Linked DNA regions of Homo sapiens: region 2 is linked to region 1. Evidence: chromatin loops called from intact Hi-C (ENCODE). Cell type or tissue: gastrocnemius medialis. All regions are shown on one strand. Each heading gives the region's core, and the rest is flanking DNA. Links, peaks and the distances in the headings are about the cores only.

The links. Peaks named below come from ENCODE experiments on the same cell type or tissue, not always from the same donor. Only the 100,000 strongest peaks of a DNase experiment are listed, where the experiment ranks them.
Region 2: it touches region 1 in a loop (6-fold over the local background); 2 of 110 quality-filtered maps call a loop at or near these places.

The regions. Positions count from the first base shown.
Region 1 is chr14:64,217,290-64,225,581 of GRCh38, reverse strand. SYNE2 (spectrin repeat containing nuclear envelope protein 2) reads right to left here. Exons shown (of 116, transcript NM_182914.3): 109 at 7,070-7,184; 110 at 6,172-6,374; 111 at 4,945-5,145; 112 at 3,878-4,006; 113 at 2,202-2,393; 114 at 1,035-1,121; 115 at 537-583; 116 at 1-263. The coding sequence ends at 56. Among named protein-coding and RNA genes, the nearest start is that of ESR2, 73 kb to the left of the region's middle. RefSeq lists enhancers at 1-101, 102-603. In gastrocnemius medialis, for the core only: no CTCF peak of the experiment used is centred there; DNase peaks (open chromatin) are centred at 3,761, 4,901, 7,071, 7,941 and 3 weaker places; H3K4me3 peaks cover 1,119 bases; H3K27ac peaks cover 8,000 bases.
Region 2 is chr14:64,110,460-64,118,789 of GRCh38, reverse strand. SYNE2 (spectrin repeat containing nuclear envelope protein 2) reads right to left here. Exons shown (of 116, transcript NM_182914.3): 66 at 5,219-5,449. Among named protein-coding and RNA genes, the nearest start is that of MIR548H1, 20 kb to the right of the region's middle. RefSeq lists a silencer at 3,443-3,630 and a cis regulatory region at 3,385-3,680. In gastrocnemius medialis, for the core only: CTCF peaks have their summits at 4,398 and 4,605; DNase peaks (open chromatin) are centred at 539, 4,459, 5,259, 5,699 and 1 weaker place; H3K4me3 peaks cover 2,029 bases; H3K27ac peaks cover 7,780 bases.

The DNA.
Region 1 (8,292 bases), core at 1-8,000:
CTGGGCACCCTTGGCAATCAGGCAGGTGGTGTAGCACTGTGGCCAGCTATGCCCTCTATGTGGGGGGTGGCCCATTGGTGTACCTCAGCATGGGGTAAAAGGACCGGGCAAAGTTGTTGGCCTGAGTGCAGCTGTAGTCTTCTTCGGAGGAGGGCAGCAGGCAGGCCAGGAGCAGCAGCAGCAGGAGGAGCAGCTGCAGGGGTAGGGCTGCCCGGACCACCCTTGAGAGGAAGGAGCGCTGTGGCCGTGTGCTGCCGGGGACCCTGCCAACAGAGGAGGTTGAGAGCTGATTGGGAGGCTCCACAGGCACAACCCACTCTATTACCTAAGCCCCTGCTTATGTAAGTAAGAAATCCAAGACCTGAGATTTAAATAGGGCCAACAGTTGGGGTTCAGTTTCAGAGGAGAAAACCAGCCCTTTCCAGACAAAAGAAAACCAGATTTTTGCAAGGACCTTGATAGTGGCATTGGCAAGACTGAGTCAGTGGGAGTGTGGAGCAGGGGAACGCACTGCTGTCACGGTAAAGCCCCGTTACCTGCTCTCTGTCTCCTCCTCGCCTTCTGTAGTTCTCACTGCTCTGAACTGCTGGGTAAAGAAACTCCAGTTAGTAAGTTGAAGACAGTTTAGTCCTATCAATGATAAAAAAAAAAAAAATCCTCCCTTAAATTATATACCACCTTTATGTTGTGTTACAGCCAAACTTTGGAGACTAGAGTAATACAATTGAGATTAAACGTCACCTGAAGTAGGAAATAATTAGGTTAATCTACTCAGTTTCAGGGTCAAGTGTGTTGAAGTTTTTAATGGCAAAATCAGGGAACCCCTTTAGCGACACTATAAGAGCTCTCATTCACAACCTACTGTGATCCCAAAGAAGAGTGACTAGAGGCAGACTGTAAGCCTCTCTATGGGTCAGCAGAGACCTGTGCTGTCCTGAAATGGCTAATGGGCTCTTGGAATCCCAAGCTTCCCTCATCTTAGTGACTTTAAAAAATAACCAGTGAGGTTCTCACAGAAGGAAGGGGCTTCTTACCTTTGCTCGGGGAGCTGGCACGGATGTTGCAGGAGGCTGGTCCCCCGAGTCTACCTCGTCGAAGCTGGGCAGGGGTGAGGCTGGGTTCTGAAATTCAGACCCCAAAGGTTGAGCACAGAAATGTGTTTCATGCATATTCTTCATGATATAGCTCACCCTCCCCTACCTTAAATCAATCTTTTTTTGTTTTGTTTTGTTTTAGACAGTCTCACTGTGTCACCCAGGCTGGAGTGCAGTGGCACAATCACAGGTCACTGCAGCCTCAACCTCCCAAACTCAATCCTTCTACCTCAGCCTCCTGAGTAGCTGGAACTATAGGCATGCACCACCACACCTGGTTTTGTATTTTTTTTTTTTTTTTTTTTTGCAGAGACGGGATTTCACCATGTTGCCCAGGCTGGTCTCAAACTCCTGGACTTAAGTGATCCACCTGCCTTGGCCTCCCCAAGTGCTGGGATTATAGGCATTAGCCACTGTGCCCAGCCTTAAATCTTTCCTGAAGGGGCTCTTCTATTGCTCTCACTCCCAACAACAACAGACTTTTTCGGACAAAAAGGAATGTAAACAAGGAAAAGCCAACCCATATTAAAAACCAACCCATAGCACAGAGCTGGGGAGACTGAGTTTAGCAGCAGCAGTTTGAGTAGATGGTGAGCTCATCACAGGTCGGTGATGAGATCATGTGGCCATCAAGAGAGTCTAGTTTTGGCTGCTTAGGAGAAAACAGACCTGCCCTAAGTCTGGTGAGGCCACAGTCTGGGTATTCCCTTTGTTTTGAGTTGGATCCCATTTTAAAGTAGGCCAGCTATGGTGGCTCATGCCTGTAATGCCAGAACTTTGCATTGCTTGAGGTCAGGAGTTCAAGACCAGCCTGGGCAGCATGGCAAGAACCCTTCTCTACAAAAAATACAAAAATTAGCCACTTCCTTTAAAAAAAGTTTAAAAATTGTCATCCCGCCACTCCCTTTTAAAAATGACAAAACAGATTCAAAGAGCTCATGCAGCTCTTTAAGTCCACACAGCTAGAAAAAGGGCACGACATGAGGCCCCACTCGGACCACCTGGCCCTTGCTTCTGGCCTCTGTCTTAGAGCATTGCTACAACACTGCTGTCCTGTCTGCATGTAATACGGCAATCTTTACAGTTAAAAGCTACAAGTAGACTCACCTGGGTTCCCTGCAAGGCCATTAAATCTTGGGACACTTGCTCCCGTAACTGTTTGAGTTTCTTCTCAATAACATGCACCTTTTCTTCAGCTTCAATACAGTCTTCTCCATGTCCCTTAATGAGAAGGCTGTTTGAAATCTCCTGTAACATGTCCACTTGAGGTTGACGTTCTACCAGCTCCTTTTCCAGTTGCTGAAAACAGATAAAGTGTGTGAAACAGTGACCTGTCCAAAGGGAAGCGAGTGTGGACACAGGAGGTTTTTCTCAGTACCAGAAAAATTCCAGAATGAATGATGGGTAGTACTCAACTCGAGAATCCTCTATTTCTCATATCTGCCTGTGTCCTCCAGCCCAGCACTATTTAGATAGCAAGTGTATTATGCCCTGCCCCTATTTTTAATTTCTTTTCACTCTGAAGACAATTGTGATGCTGGAGAAATTAGAAGAAAGAAGTGAGGCAAGTGGTGTGGGAAGACCAGGTCCCTCATCCACCACGGAAGGAAGTAAAGGGAAACTCTAAAGTCAATCAACCGAGAAACAGCAGCGTAACCATAGAGGTTCATACCAGGCAAACGGGCTTTAATTGTTAAGGGTGGTTATCTTGCTTGCAATATGGCCACTAGACACATGTGGCTATTCATTTATTTATTTTTTTGAGGTGGAGTCTCACTCTGTCGCCCAGGGTGGAGTACAGTGGCACGATCTGGGCTCACTGCAACCTCCGCCTCCTGGGTTCAAGCGATTCTCGTGCCTCAGCCTCCCAGGTAGCTGGGATTACAGGCGCCTGCCACCATGCCCAGCTAATTTTTCTTGTATTTTTATTTTATTTTGTATTTTTAGTAGAGACAGGGTTTCACCATGTTGGCCAGACTGGTCTTGAACTCCTGACCTCAGGCGATCCGCCCGTCTCAGGCTCCCAAAGTGCTGGGAGCCACCGTGCCCGGCCTACATGTGGCTATTTAAATTAACTAAAATTAAAAATTCAGTTTCAGTCATAATAGCCACATTTCAGGTGCTTTAAGCCACATGAGGTTATTAGACAGTGCAGACACAGGTCATCTCTATCACTTCAGAAAGTTCTACTGGACGCCACTGCTTTGCTTTGCAAACATTTTAGGAAGCTGTATTTTTAAACAATGGCTAGCACTCTGATTAAAATTTAAAATATTTAAACCACATACAGATTTATGGATGAAAATGTCACCTTGAGCACCAGTGAGAATACAGAAATCTCATCTTGGTGTGTTAGTGACAAATACACCAGGACACGACTCTCCTCCAAGAAGAAAGATTTTTCCATAGTGGATACAGAAAACCCATTCAGCTCATCACAGGTGTGAAGCAAATGAGCACCATATTTCTCCCCAATGAGCAGGATTCACGAGAGAAAAATACTTCCACTCAAATGGCCTTAAGTTCCTCAGGATATCGAGAGCACCTATGTCCTCAGTTCTGTGGACTGTGGCTCTCCATTCCTGCAAGTCATTTGGCTTCAGAACTACAAAGGGCAGCTCGGTAAACACCAACTGGAGGAACACTAGGGCTGAACTCGTGCATTTACAGGCAAACACCACTGGCACAGTTCCTGAAATACTAGGCGAGGCTACCTGAGTGTGCTGCCTCTCTGGGGCTGACAGAGGCTGGTGGCAGTACAGAGCCCTTGGGAGGAAACTTACCATTAGTTCCCTCCGACACTCTAGGAGAGCCCGGGGGTCTGCCTTTGGATCGGTGACATGAGCCTTCTGCCTCCGGTTCTTGGCACTCGCTAACCACAGCAGCAGATTTTGACTCAACTGGTGGAAGTCCTTAAAAAACAACACATCAGAGCGCGGCCGTGTCTTAGAGCCCTGGAAGAGGGTGTGCCAGGAACATGGCTTACTGCTTCCAATCCATCACAGTCATTTGCTTTTCTGGCCTTACCCACTGAATACGAGGACCAGCTTTAAACTAAATGCCAGGGCCCCAAAATGAGGAAGAGGAAAGAAGGAAGACACTCAGCACAGTGCCAGGAGGCCGCGAATAAAAGTGCCACTATGAAGGTAGGGCTTTGGGATGCCCAGCTGATTTTATATATGAAGGCCACACGCATTCCTCAGCCAATCTGCTGGGTTCTCTGCTGGGTTCCAGTGGCAGAGGGAAACAACCCAACAGGACAGGCTGGGGTGGGCTCACGTTCCCTGAGACACAGCCAGAGCTAGGCAGTGGTGCAGAGCTCACACCCGCTGTGCATTTACTGTGTCAGGTACTGGGCTAGGATTATACATACTGCCTCATTTACTCCTAAAAAGAACCTTTTTAAGGTTCTTTCTAAAAAGAAAATGGGAATGATTCCCATTTTCAGATGAGAACACTGAGGTCTAGGAGGTTCAATGCTTTGCTCAAAGTCACATGGCTATTAAGCAGTAACTGCTCCTCTGCTTCAAGGCCAGGTCTCTTAATCACTCTGGCAAAAGGACAAAAAGAGGAGTTGTGGGGTGGCATCTCTAACCTACAGGTCGCCTGCAGGAACCCTGACTCCAGGAGTGGCTCTGGGCCTGGGCAACAGAGACGAGACCTGGGACAGGGAGTAGGTCTCTGAGATGGCCGGTGAGCCTCTGTGGAAACAAATGGTAAAGCACATGTTTCCTGACACCAGCCACATTTGGCTGCACGGAAGCAGCCTGATGATGATAAAAATATCTGCTGCTCCTACCACGTGGGCCTGGGTACCGGCTCTGGGAGGCGGGCTGCTGAGTCAGCGTACCTGGCACTGCATGAGCGACTGTCGTAAGCCCCCTCTCCAGCTGTCCACTGCGCCCTGTGCTGCTTCCCAGAGCAGGCTCAGCTGGCGGAGTCTACTTTGGAGCTCTGTGGATTCGGGGCTCTCGGTTTGCAGAAATTCCTTGCTGCTCACGTTGACAGAGACCACTAATGCCTTGTAAGTGTCAAAGGCTTTCAGTATCTCCTACCAGAGAGAGAAAAGATGAGGTTAGGAGCTCTGAAAGTAGGGAGGAGGGGCTCATTTTGAACCTCAGTAGGGAACAAATTTTCCACACACTTTTCCAAGCTGCGGCCACAGAAATGAGAGTGACCTCGCCTGGGACTGGCTGGAAAGCATCAGGTGAGGGAGCTGCCTTAAGGTCTGTGAACTTGGCCAACAGGGCCCCAAAGTAGAGGCCTGCTGGAGGGAGGAGACCCTGCTGACCTCTACAGGCCCCGCTCTGCAACTGGCTTAATGTTTCTGGACCGACTAAAGGTCTTCCAGATAAAGTATATGTGGTTATTCTGCATTTGCTCCTAGAAATGCCAGAAATGTTATTCCTTAGGAGGAATGGTAACCCCTAATATATTAACACAGATAGTAAAATAAAAGTACAAATATGAAAGGTACCTGGATCCTCCAAAACCCCTGCCCTGGGTCTCAGGCTACTGCTCATGGCACCCTTAAAGCGCAGGGCTCAAACTGTCCCTTTGCAGCTCCCTGGGCTAGTTCCAGTGGGGTCAGGACTTATGTAAGTGACACATCCTAATTGCATAAAAGGGTAATGAGGTCAGGCCACGGGATTCATCAGTAGGTGAGCCGGTCCTTTCCCAAGCCCTTTCAAGGAAGATTCCACCACTAGTCTTTCGTGTAACTGTGCAGCATACAGTTTGGAAGAGTGGTTTTACACTGCCTGACAGTGTCCACTAGCACCTCCAGAAAAGTCTAGAAATGCCTCGGATGTCAGATTTTTCCATCTCTGGAGATCTGAGCCACACCTCCCCAGTACTCTGGGATCAGGATCATTTGCAGATACTCTTCCATGTGAAAACAAAAATCTGCATCTATGTCCTTGCCAACTATGGAACTGAAATGGAAGAGAGTGACCTCTACATACACCATCTGCAAGCTGCGCCTATGCCACGAATACATGGGATCTGCTCGTCCAGCATAGCAATGCGTTCACATGCACATTCTGAATCCCTCTTCCCCACCACACCTCTAACTCACCTGCAGTCTCTTCACTCTCAGTTCTATTTCCTGGATATCAGAGGGAGGCTTTGCCATCTTTAACATTTCCAGCTCTGCTTCAGTTTTTTTCAGCCAAGTAGTGATGGCGCTGATATCAGAGTTCAGCTGTTGCAAATTTTGTTTTATTTTGAGCTTATTGTGAAGCTCCTGTGCTTGAATCATCTCCCATCTGTCGAAGGCACCTGGAATTAAAAAATCGCCAATTAAAAAAAGCAATAATGCAACAGATTTCTCTGCCTCCAGCTAATTAGGGGTCAGGGTGGTTAAAAAAAAAAAAAAAAAAAACAAAAAAACTGTAGGGGATTCCCCTGACAGAAGGGTCTGGTTTTGGGAGTTCTCTCTTCTCCTGGAATGTGGAATAGCACATGATCTGAGGCGTACACTCCCACAGAGGCTGGAATGAAGTGGAAGGTCTATGTGCTACAGTTTCAAGCTCAACAGTTCAGTTCCTGCTGAATTTTTTCAGTTTTCTCCTTTGGTCCACAAATGACCAGGTCGATGCTGTCAGCTTTAGATTTAGTTGAGTAATTACTTTTATAATTACTGGGCTGGTCGAATGAAGAGACACTTGAGATAACACTGATCATCATCCTCAAGTCTGATCTTTACACACAAATATAGAAAGTGAAAACCTGCACTTCCTCAGGAGGCTTATTTTACCAACATTTAAAGAATAGTTTTCAAATTACACTGAACAGCCTAGGAATTTGTTCGTGAATGCCAATCGCTGATTTAAAAATAACATTGGTTGTTGTAGGGTAAGTCCCCCAGTTCTGGCGAATCGTATAGTTGGTTAATATCTAATGAATGTTCTCTTGAGCAAGGACTTAAATACCATACTCTGCCTCTCTGGACGACTGCCAGTTACAGGCAGTACCTGACTGCTGCTCTGTGATACCGGCCAGTCCCCCGTCTTCCTGCTGTGGGTTGCCATTCAGGACTCGCGGGCCTTCTTTGCCACCATCCGTGCCTGGAGGTAATAGTAGCTTTCCCTAGAATGAGCCAGTTTTTAAGTTACCATCTGTAGATATGAAGGATATCTGAAGAACAACTGGATTCATTTCATATTAACAGTGAAGAAATGAGATGGGCCCCTTTCCTTTGAAGGGTATCTTGCTAGGAATACAGTGGTGCTTTAGTGTCTAGGTAGCATTTATAAGCTGGCAAAGCTGATGGCAGAAATAAAGCCTCAGCTAAGGCCCAGGGAGAGGGAAGCAGATGAGATGTCAGTGATGGGAAGAAAAGGGTCTGTTTCAATTGGCATGCTTCCAAACACCCCTCAAATGATCCACACGAAACAAATCAGAACAATTTGTTGAGCTTACCAGACGGTTACTGCGTTAGCACTTTGAATTTTCATAGTGTTTTACAGAATTTTAGTTATCCCTGTCACTCTGTAGAGGTGGTTGGCATCATTATCACAGAATCAGAAATGCACAGAGGATGAATCTGCCTCCCAGGGGCATTCGTTACCAAGTGTTTATCTTTCACCGCACATACTGACTCTTCTGTTATCACACAGCCGATTGGGCTGTTATCTCGGGCCTCTCCAAAAATAAATGTGTCCCTTTTAGAAAAGCCCTGCTTTCTTTGTCTTTCTTCTGTCTGTATGGCCTATTTGTGCAGAATGAAAATAATAAAAAAAAAACCTTCAGATTTGTGGTGATACATCTGGCTTCAGACACAACAAAAGGGTTGAGATTTTGAAACCGGCCAGGTGAGGAACACAGGCGTCATCACAGGAAGGGATAGCCAAGCCACATGAGCCAAGGATGTAAAGCAGAGGTCAGGGACTGCGGTCTTTCCCCTGTCTTATTATTCTTTTTAAAAATGACACCTGCTTGTTAAGCAAGAGGAAGTGTTTCTGAATTGGACACAAACAGCCCATTATCAGCTGACTTGGATTTGAGCATGCAAAGGCAGAATCTCCTCCAATGATGTAACAATATTCTCTCCTTAATTTCTCTCGCTGCTGCCCTAGGCTGCCCTCCCAGGAGCTGCCTAGCCAGAGCATGCCAAGAACTCAAGGCAGCTGAGGGAAATGTAACTAAGAAGAAACAGCCATTGCTATAAACAACAAACCAATACAGGAATAATAAT
Region 2 (8,330 bases), core at 173-8,172, 110 kb after region 1:
TCCCAGGTTCAAGTAATTCTCCTGCCTCAGCCTCCCGAGTAGCTGGGATTACAAGAGTGCGCCACCACGCCCAGCTAATTTTTGTATTTTTAGTAGAGATGGCGTTTCGCCATTTTGGCCAGGCTGGTCTCAAACTCCTGACCTCGTGATCTGCCCACCTAGGCCTCCCAAAGTGCTGGGATTACAGGCATGAACCACCATGCCTCGCCTACCTTCCTAATCTTTTATGTTGCAATCCAAGTGTGGAGTAGGAATTTAAAAAAGAATTCCACGTAACTGTTTGAAAATTATTTCCCTTGCTCTTTTCCTTCTCTTTCTCAAGACAAATAAGCCTCCAAACTCTCACAACACCATAGAAGAAATAATTTGGAACCTGAAATATTTAGTTATTGATACAACCGGCCAATTCACACAAATCTAAAAATATATCAGCTGGATGAAGTAAGTTTCCCAGTAAGTCTCGGTCATTGTATTCCTGCTCAACAGATCAAGTTTGCCCTCTCCTGGGGCTCAGCAGCCTGCTCGGTCATGCCAGCTGGCTGGGCACTCACGTCAGCAGCAACAGACAAACTCACATTCCAGCACCATGATCATTTGTACTAAAACTCGGTGCGTGACTAAGAACAAGTTCCATTCATTGAGCGAATTTAAGGAATTAAAAATTTTCCTTAAGGACGAACTCTATTCTTAAAACAAAATTGCAAATAATTTATCCTATAACTCCTTCATCCAAGCAAGCTGTAACAGGCCCCTTTATCTATGCTTTTACTTTCTGTGGTTTCAGTTACCTGCAGTCAATCAGGGCTCAAAAATATTAAATGGAAAATTCCAGAAATAAATAATTCATACATTTTAAATTTTGCACCACCTGAGTAGCGTGATAAAATTGCACACCATCCTGCTCCATCCCGCCCAGGATGTGAATCATCCCTTTGTCCAGCATATTCATACTCCAGCACTCGGCTCATTAGTTACTTAGTAGAGGTTGAGTATACCTAATCTGAAAATCCAAAATCCCAAAATGCTCCAAAACCTGAAACTTTTTATGCACCATGCCAGAAGTGGAAAATTCCACACCCAACCTCATGTGATGGGTCACAGTTGAACTCTGTTTCATGTATAAAATTATTAAAGTTATTATATAAAATAACCTTCAGGATATGTATATGAGGTATAGATAAAACATAAATTGAGGCCTAGCATGGTGGCTCATACCTGTAATCCCAGCACTTCGGGAGGCTGAGGCAGGAGGCTCACTTGAGGCCAGGAGTTTGAGACCAGCCTGGGCAACACAGTGAGACCCTGAGTCTACAAAAAATAAAATTAGCCAGGCATGGTGGTGTACGCCTGTAGTCCCAGCTATTCCGGAGACTGGGGCAGGAGGATTGCCTGAGCCCGTCAGGTCAAGGCTGCAGTGAGCCATGATCATGCTACTGCACTCCAGCCTGGGTAACAGAGCAAGACCCTGTTAACTCTAATATAAATAAAGAAATTAATTAATTAATTTAGTGTTTAGACTTGGGTCCTCTCTCTAAGATATCTCATTATGTATTTGCAAATATTCCAAAATCCCTCCCAAAAAACCAAATGCAAAATACTTCTAGTTCCAAGCATTTGGGGATAAGGGATACTCACTCTGTAGCCATCTCAGTTGTCAGATCGAAAAAACATAATACACACAGAGTTTGGTACTATCCACGGTTTCAGGCATCCATTGGGGGTCTTGTAACACAACCCCCACAGACAAAGGTGGGACTACTCTACTTATGTCCTCTATAGATTCTTCTAAGTTTAAACAATATGTACCCATAGACTGTACAGTGGCTATAAACAAAATGTAGCATAATTTTATGCTCTGTTTTTCCCACTTAACTATTACATACTTTTTCATCTGTCTCCACACGTTTCATGATTTTCATTTTAACAGCTACAAGTTGATATCCCATGATTCACTTACCAATTTCCCTCTTGTTACCCCTTTGTTTCTAGTTCTTCACTTTTGTAATCAATGCTTCTATAATTATTTTTCTCATTTGGGATTATTTTCAGAAGGTAAATTAAAAGTAATGGTACTGGCCGGGCACGGTGGCTCATGCCTGTAATCTCGGCACTTTGGGAGGCCAAGGCAGGTGGATCACCTGAGGTCAGGAGTTCGAGATCACCCTGGCCAACATGGGGAAACCGTTTCTACTAAAAATACAAAAATTAGCCAGATGCTGTGGTGCATGCCTGTAATCCCAGCTACTTGGGAGGCTGAGGCAGGAGAATCACTTGAACCCAGGAGGCAGAAGTTGCAGTGTGCCGAGACTGTGCCACTGCACTCCAGCCTGGGTGAGAGCGAGACTTCACCTCAAAAAAAAAGTAATGGTACTTTTAACTCAAAGAAGATGAACAGCTTATATGTTGACAACTGACCTCCCAAAACATTGAGCCAATTAGATAGAACTACCAGACATTAGAGTATCTATTTTTCCAGAATGATATTTTTTTAATGTAATGTGACAGCTGTTTTAATTTATGTCTTTAATAATCAAAATTAAACAATTCTCAAATATTACATTACTAAGCATAATCCTCCCTCCCTCCCTCCCTCCCTTCTTTCCTTTCTCTTTCTTTTTTTTGACAGTGTCTTACTCTCTTGCCCAGGCTGGAATGCAGTGGTGCAATCATAGCTCACTGCAGCCTTGAATTCTTGGGCTTAAGAGATATTAGTGCCTCAGCCTCCCAGGTAGCTGGGACTACAGATACACACCACCATGCCCAGCTAGTTTATTTTTTAATTTTTTTTTAAATTATTTTGTAGAGACAAGGTGTAACTATGTTGCCCAGGCTGGTCTCAAACTCCTGGCCTCAAGCAATCCACCCGCCTTGGCCTCCCAAAGTGCTGGGATTACAGGCGTGAGCCACCACTCCTGGTCCATAATCTTCACTGAACTGTTTGCTCCTGTCCTTTGGCCATTTTTCCACTGGAATTTTGTGTTTTTACAGACCACTTTAAGGTTTTTATATGTTTCAATAATAACTTTATTGTGTTATGTTATATAAATGAGCCAAAGATGCCTTTGTATGTTGGCCCCATGTGGTTTTTCTTCAAAGCAGGTCAGAAGCAGTAAGTTCAAAAAGTGCCAGCACCAGACTCAAATTTTTACACATTTGACGGCTTTAAATGCAGCCCAAATAAGCATATTTTAATCCATTTAGAGCCTGTCTGCTTTGCATACCCCTGAAAACTGCACCCAACATCTGCCAGCCACGGATAAGACTAACCCTGGGCTATAAAAAAATCCCAAGCCTCTGCTGCCCTTCGGCGCTCTCTGACCCAGAGACCCTCCACTGTGCTGAGACATCGCTAGACACATAAGTTCCCTCTCCGTTTCTCCTCTCCCCTGGGAGTTCCCTTGCCTTCCTCCCCCTCTGGGTGGTGGCCTGACCCCCAGTCTATGCCTTAGCCTCTGGAAGGTCTCCTGCAGTAAAGAGCTTCCCTGTCTCTCACGATCATAATCTTGCCAAAATGCTGCCCAAATAAAGCTTGTTGGGTGCAACTGCCACCTGGTAGTCATGTCTTTTCCTTGAGCAGCCTGGAAATCCTTGAACTCACTACAAGTGGCAATGAAGATGGGATTCTGGTGATAATCAACGAGTTGGCATAGGGTCTACCCAGTCAGTAGATAATCAGTTGGCAAATCAATCCTGAATGGCCTTAAGTGGGTGGGACTCAAAATCTGGACTGCCTCGAGTTGAGTTTAGCATAGCATTGCTCTGTGCTGTATGACGCTCTATGGCATTCACAGGCTCCCCTGGGCCTCATCAGCCAGGCCAAGCGGCAGTGCCAGTATCTGAGTGAACCTATCCCTTTAGAACTGACTTTTGGGCTGGGCATGATAGCTCACGCCTGTAATCCAGCACTTTGGGAGGCTGACTTGGGTGGATCGCTTGAGCCCAGGAGTTCGAGACCAGCCTGGGCAATATAGTGAGACCTCTCATCTCTACAAAAAAATACAAAAAGTAGCCGGGTGTGGTGGTGCAGGGCTGTAGTCCCAGCTACCCAGGAAGCTGAGGTGGGAGGATCACCTGAGCCCAGGAAGTCGAGGCTGCAATGAGCTATGATTGCTCCACTGCACTCCAGCTTGGGTGACAGGGTGAGACCCCGAAAAAAAAAAAAAAGAACTGACTTTTGAGATCAGAGGTGCCGAGATGCACAGAAAAGGAGGCTGGCCTGTCTGTCTGGTTCCTGGATGTTGTTAAGACTATGGGCTTACATAGAAGGGGAGAATGCACAACTGTGGATCAAAGGCAGGCTTCCCACAACAACATAACAGGCTACAGCAGGAAACGCTCCCTGTGGCAGGGCTAGTGATATGCGAACTCTGAGACAAGAGGATGTCTTCATCCTGGCAGACAAGCCCATATGATAAAGACAAGTCTGGTCTCCTAAGTGCAGCTGGGAGAGAGGCCTTTGCAAGCAGCTCGCGTGCCCCTGCTCTTGTGACACTCGATTATGCTGTTGCAATGTCATCATTCTAGCCTCTCCCTGGAGGGATTAGAAACCCCAACCTTCGGGCTGAGCCGGCAAGCTTTACTCAGAGCGACTAGCGGCAAGGAAGTTTATATCCCTGCCCCTCCCAAGCAAAACCCAGGGCATTCCTAGTAAAATGGTTGCAAAGCCCTTTTATGCTGTATCTTCAATTTTGCAAATTAATACTTTTGGTTTCATTTATGATGAATGAATATTCTAATTACTTACTAAAATTGAATAAAATAATAGCATTTACTGAGCACTTGTTATATACTTTATATACCTATTTAATCCTGACAAAAATCCTATGAGATAACTTTATATCCTATGACACTGCTTTAAATACCTTATTTAAATCCTGCGACACTACTTTAAATACCTTATTTAATCCTGACAAAAATCCTATAAGATAACCTACTATATAAGGAAAATGAGGCTGAGAAGTTCACTTCCCGAAGTTCACAGCTAATGTGACAGAGCTGGATTTAGACTCCTAGATTCTGAACACTACTGTCCCCTCAAATAAGATAGTTCCATAAAGCATTTCAAAGAATTACCCTGAGAACTAAAAGCTGAGGCCAAGATAAATGTAAGGGTCAGAGTAACAGAAAGAAAAACAGTGTTGCTTTAAGAGAAATTCACCCAATCTTGGCAGATGATTGGTGGAGAGGCAAACCATGAACTCTGACTTCTCAGTCTTACCTGGCACCCTACCAGCTGCTGTTCCAGCACCTGCTGCATGTCTGCGTTTAATGTTTCCGGCTCAACTGCCACGTTGGCTTGTTGCAGCCACAGCTCCAGCTCGGCCACCTGGGTCTTGCAGGCATGCAGGACTTCTGTGGGCTCCGGCCTAGTTTTCTCCACCCTGGGCTCCAAACCTCCTTGCGCGTCAGAAGAGTCCAGAGTGTCAGCCTCAATAGGAGGTGTGGTGCCCTAAGAGAAATCCAAAGATAAGCCAGGGAGTCCAAAGTTTTCAGACTTGGGCCTGCAAAGACCTGGGAACCTGCAACATTTCCCCAGTTAAAAGAAACAAAATCAGGACAGAAGAAGGAAGAAAGAAAAGAGAAATGCACCTCCACACTCATAGCAACAATCACGTGACCTGGTGCCACAGGTTTCCAAGCAGCCGATCTGCGAGTAAGCAGGTACAGTATTCCCGGGCACAGAGGACGCAAACAGGCTCACAGTTCACTACCCGGTGAGCCCCAGGAGACAGGTGAGAATGTGAGTGACAGGGTGTGTGTGTGTCCGAAACATTTAAGGGAATTGGCCAGTGTTTAGCGTTACGTGACACATGATTAAGCAATGCTTACATTGCTGCACACTCTATTCCAACAGAAAAACAAAACAAAACAGAACACGATCTTTACCTCCCAGCAGGGATACAATAAAATATACCACATAATTTTAACTTGACATCTTCTCAAATAGTTAGATTATAAAAATTTTAGCTTTTTAAAAACATACATGGTATTACTTATCTAAATTTTTCCCTAATAAAAACAGCTTGAGTCAAGTAATGAACTTCAGTGGGGTAACCTGGAAACTTTTTTCCTATTCCTCAGAAGGAATCCCTAAAATACCTTCCTTCCCCTTCTGCATACTCGAATATGATTGAGTTAAGGACTAGATGCTCACAGTATAAAGAAAGTGTGGTGTGTTCTTTTTACATTGAAATAACTGGGTTGTTTATCAACTGATTGGAAAATTTTCTCCCAGATACCAAATGAAAGTATTCCAGTAATTATATATTAGATATGTTCAACCTGGAGGCAAAAGATAATTGGATAGAGAGATGTATTTACCTCCCACTGTATTATCTATCCTTCCTCAGAATATGGAAAAAGTAGTATCGATACTTCTAGAGAAATTCCTTTAGGAATAAGGATTTGTGTTTTGCTGTATAAACCTTTTGCTCTCAAAAAATATTTTATTGATTATGATAAAATACAATGTTTTCTATAAGAGTTTGTTAACGTGTTAGCATCTAATAATAAAATGTAATTCTAGCCAAGTGACAAACTTTGAATGGGAATCGATTGCAAATATATACCCTAACTCAAATGCACATTCTTCAATGTTTACGGAATTTTGTTTAGACATAGAACTTTCAGTGTAAAAGAGCGAACAAAATTGGTAGGTGGTAACAAACACGTGTCAGGCATGAGAATGCTGTTCATTTTCATGCACACTGATGAGTATTATGAAAGCTGGTCTGGCACAAGTGTCTTGGGTTGTACTTTTTACCTTTCACCATCTATTATCTTCACATACATGTGCTGTTTTCTGCCAAAATGCCATTTCTTCCCTGCCTTCATTAATCTATTATTATAATTTTCTTCAAGAATCTTGAAAACCTTCTCAAGGAAACTTTTCCTTGTGTTGTGCTTTTTCTGAACTTCATATATAGTCAAGTCTATGCTTGGATTCAACTGTTTTAATTTTCTTTTTTAATCCTGACCTTTTTTTTTCTTCTTGGGAAGAGTTTCCCTCTGTCACCCAGGCTGGAGTACAGTGGCATGATCTCGGCTCACTGCAACCTCCGCCTCCCAGGTTCAAGTGATTCTCCTGTCTTGGCCTCCCAAGGAACTGGGATTACAAGCACACACCACCATACCTGGCTAATTTTGTATTTTTAGTAGAGGCAGGGTTTTGTCATGTTGGCCAGGCTGGTCTTGAACTCCTGGCCTCAAGTGATCCACCCGCCTAGACCTCCCAAAGTGCTGGGATTACAGGCATAAGCCACAGCGCCTGGCCCTGATTTTTTTTTAAAAAAAGCAACAGTTGTGTGATTTTGCTTCCAGACTTCCAGATATCAATTTCTAGTCATCTGATTAATTCCCTTCTAGTTTTCAGATATTGCTATATCTAGTTTTCAGATATTGCTACAGACAAAGATTTTGGAATTCCCTTTCCTTTTTTTGCCACTTGAGAGAACAATCTATTAATATTAATTAATCTAAGACAATCTATTAATATTAATCTGTAATCACAGATTTACCACCTGCCTTCATTATTTATTCAAAAATTTTATTTGAGCACCTGTTATATGCCACGCACATTTTTTTTTTTTTGAGATGGGGTCTTGCCATGTTGCCCAAGTGGGTCTCTAACTTCTGGGCTCAGGTGATCCTCCTGCCTCGGCCTCTCAAAGTGCTGGGATTACAGGCATGAGCCACCACACCCAGCCCTCCACACACTTTTTTTAATGACAGTATTGAGTTTCTCTGCTTTCTCATGAACTCACCAAATTAATGAGGAAATAAGCAAGCTGCATGACTAATCTGGGTTTTTTTTGCTAGTTATTTGAACCTGAAAAGAATCCAAAGGGGAAGAGAAGACAAAAAGAATATTTCCAACCATACAGCTTCAAGAGCTGAGGGTGGCCTGAGGAACCCACTAGAGATCAGTTCACCCACCTCTTTTTAAAGTCTAAGAAATCCAAGTGCACAGAATGTTCAATCAGCCCACATGCCTCCCTTTTTACCATGTTGCTTCTGAGAAGCACCCAAGTTACTAACCCAAGGTCACACAGCTCTGTGATCTTTTAATTCAGAGTTCCCTTGTTTTTTACACAGTAGCATCCCTGTAAAATACCTTCTCTATATGATAGCCCCAAATTCTAAAAGCAAAACTTATTTAAATGGATGTTTTATAATTGTACACTTTGGCGGGGGGGGGGGGGTGTAAAAAGTATTACTATAAGTATTTCTTATTAAATAAATATGTCTTCTCTAAAGCATAACTGTAAATTAATAATAGCTAGCCTTTATTGGGCTCTTACCATGAGCAGGCACTGTATGGTCACACAACT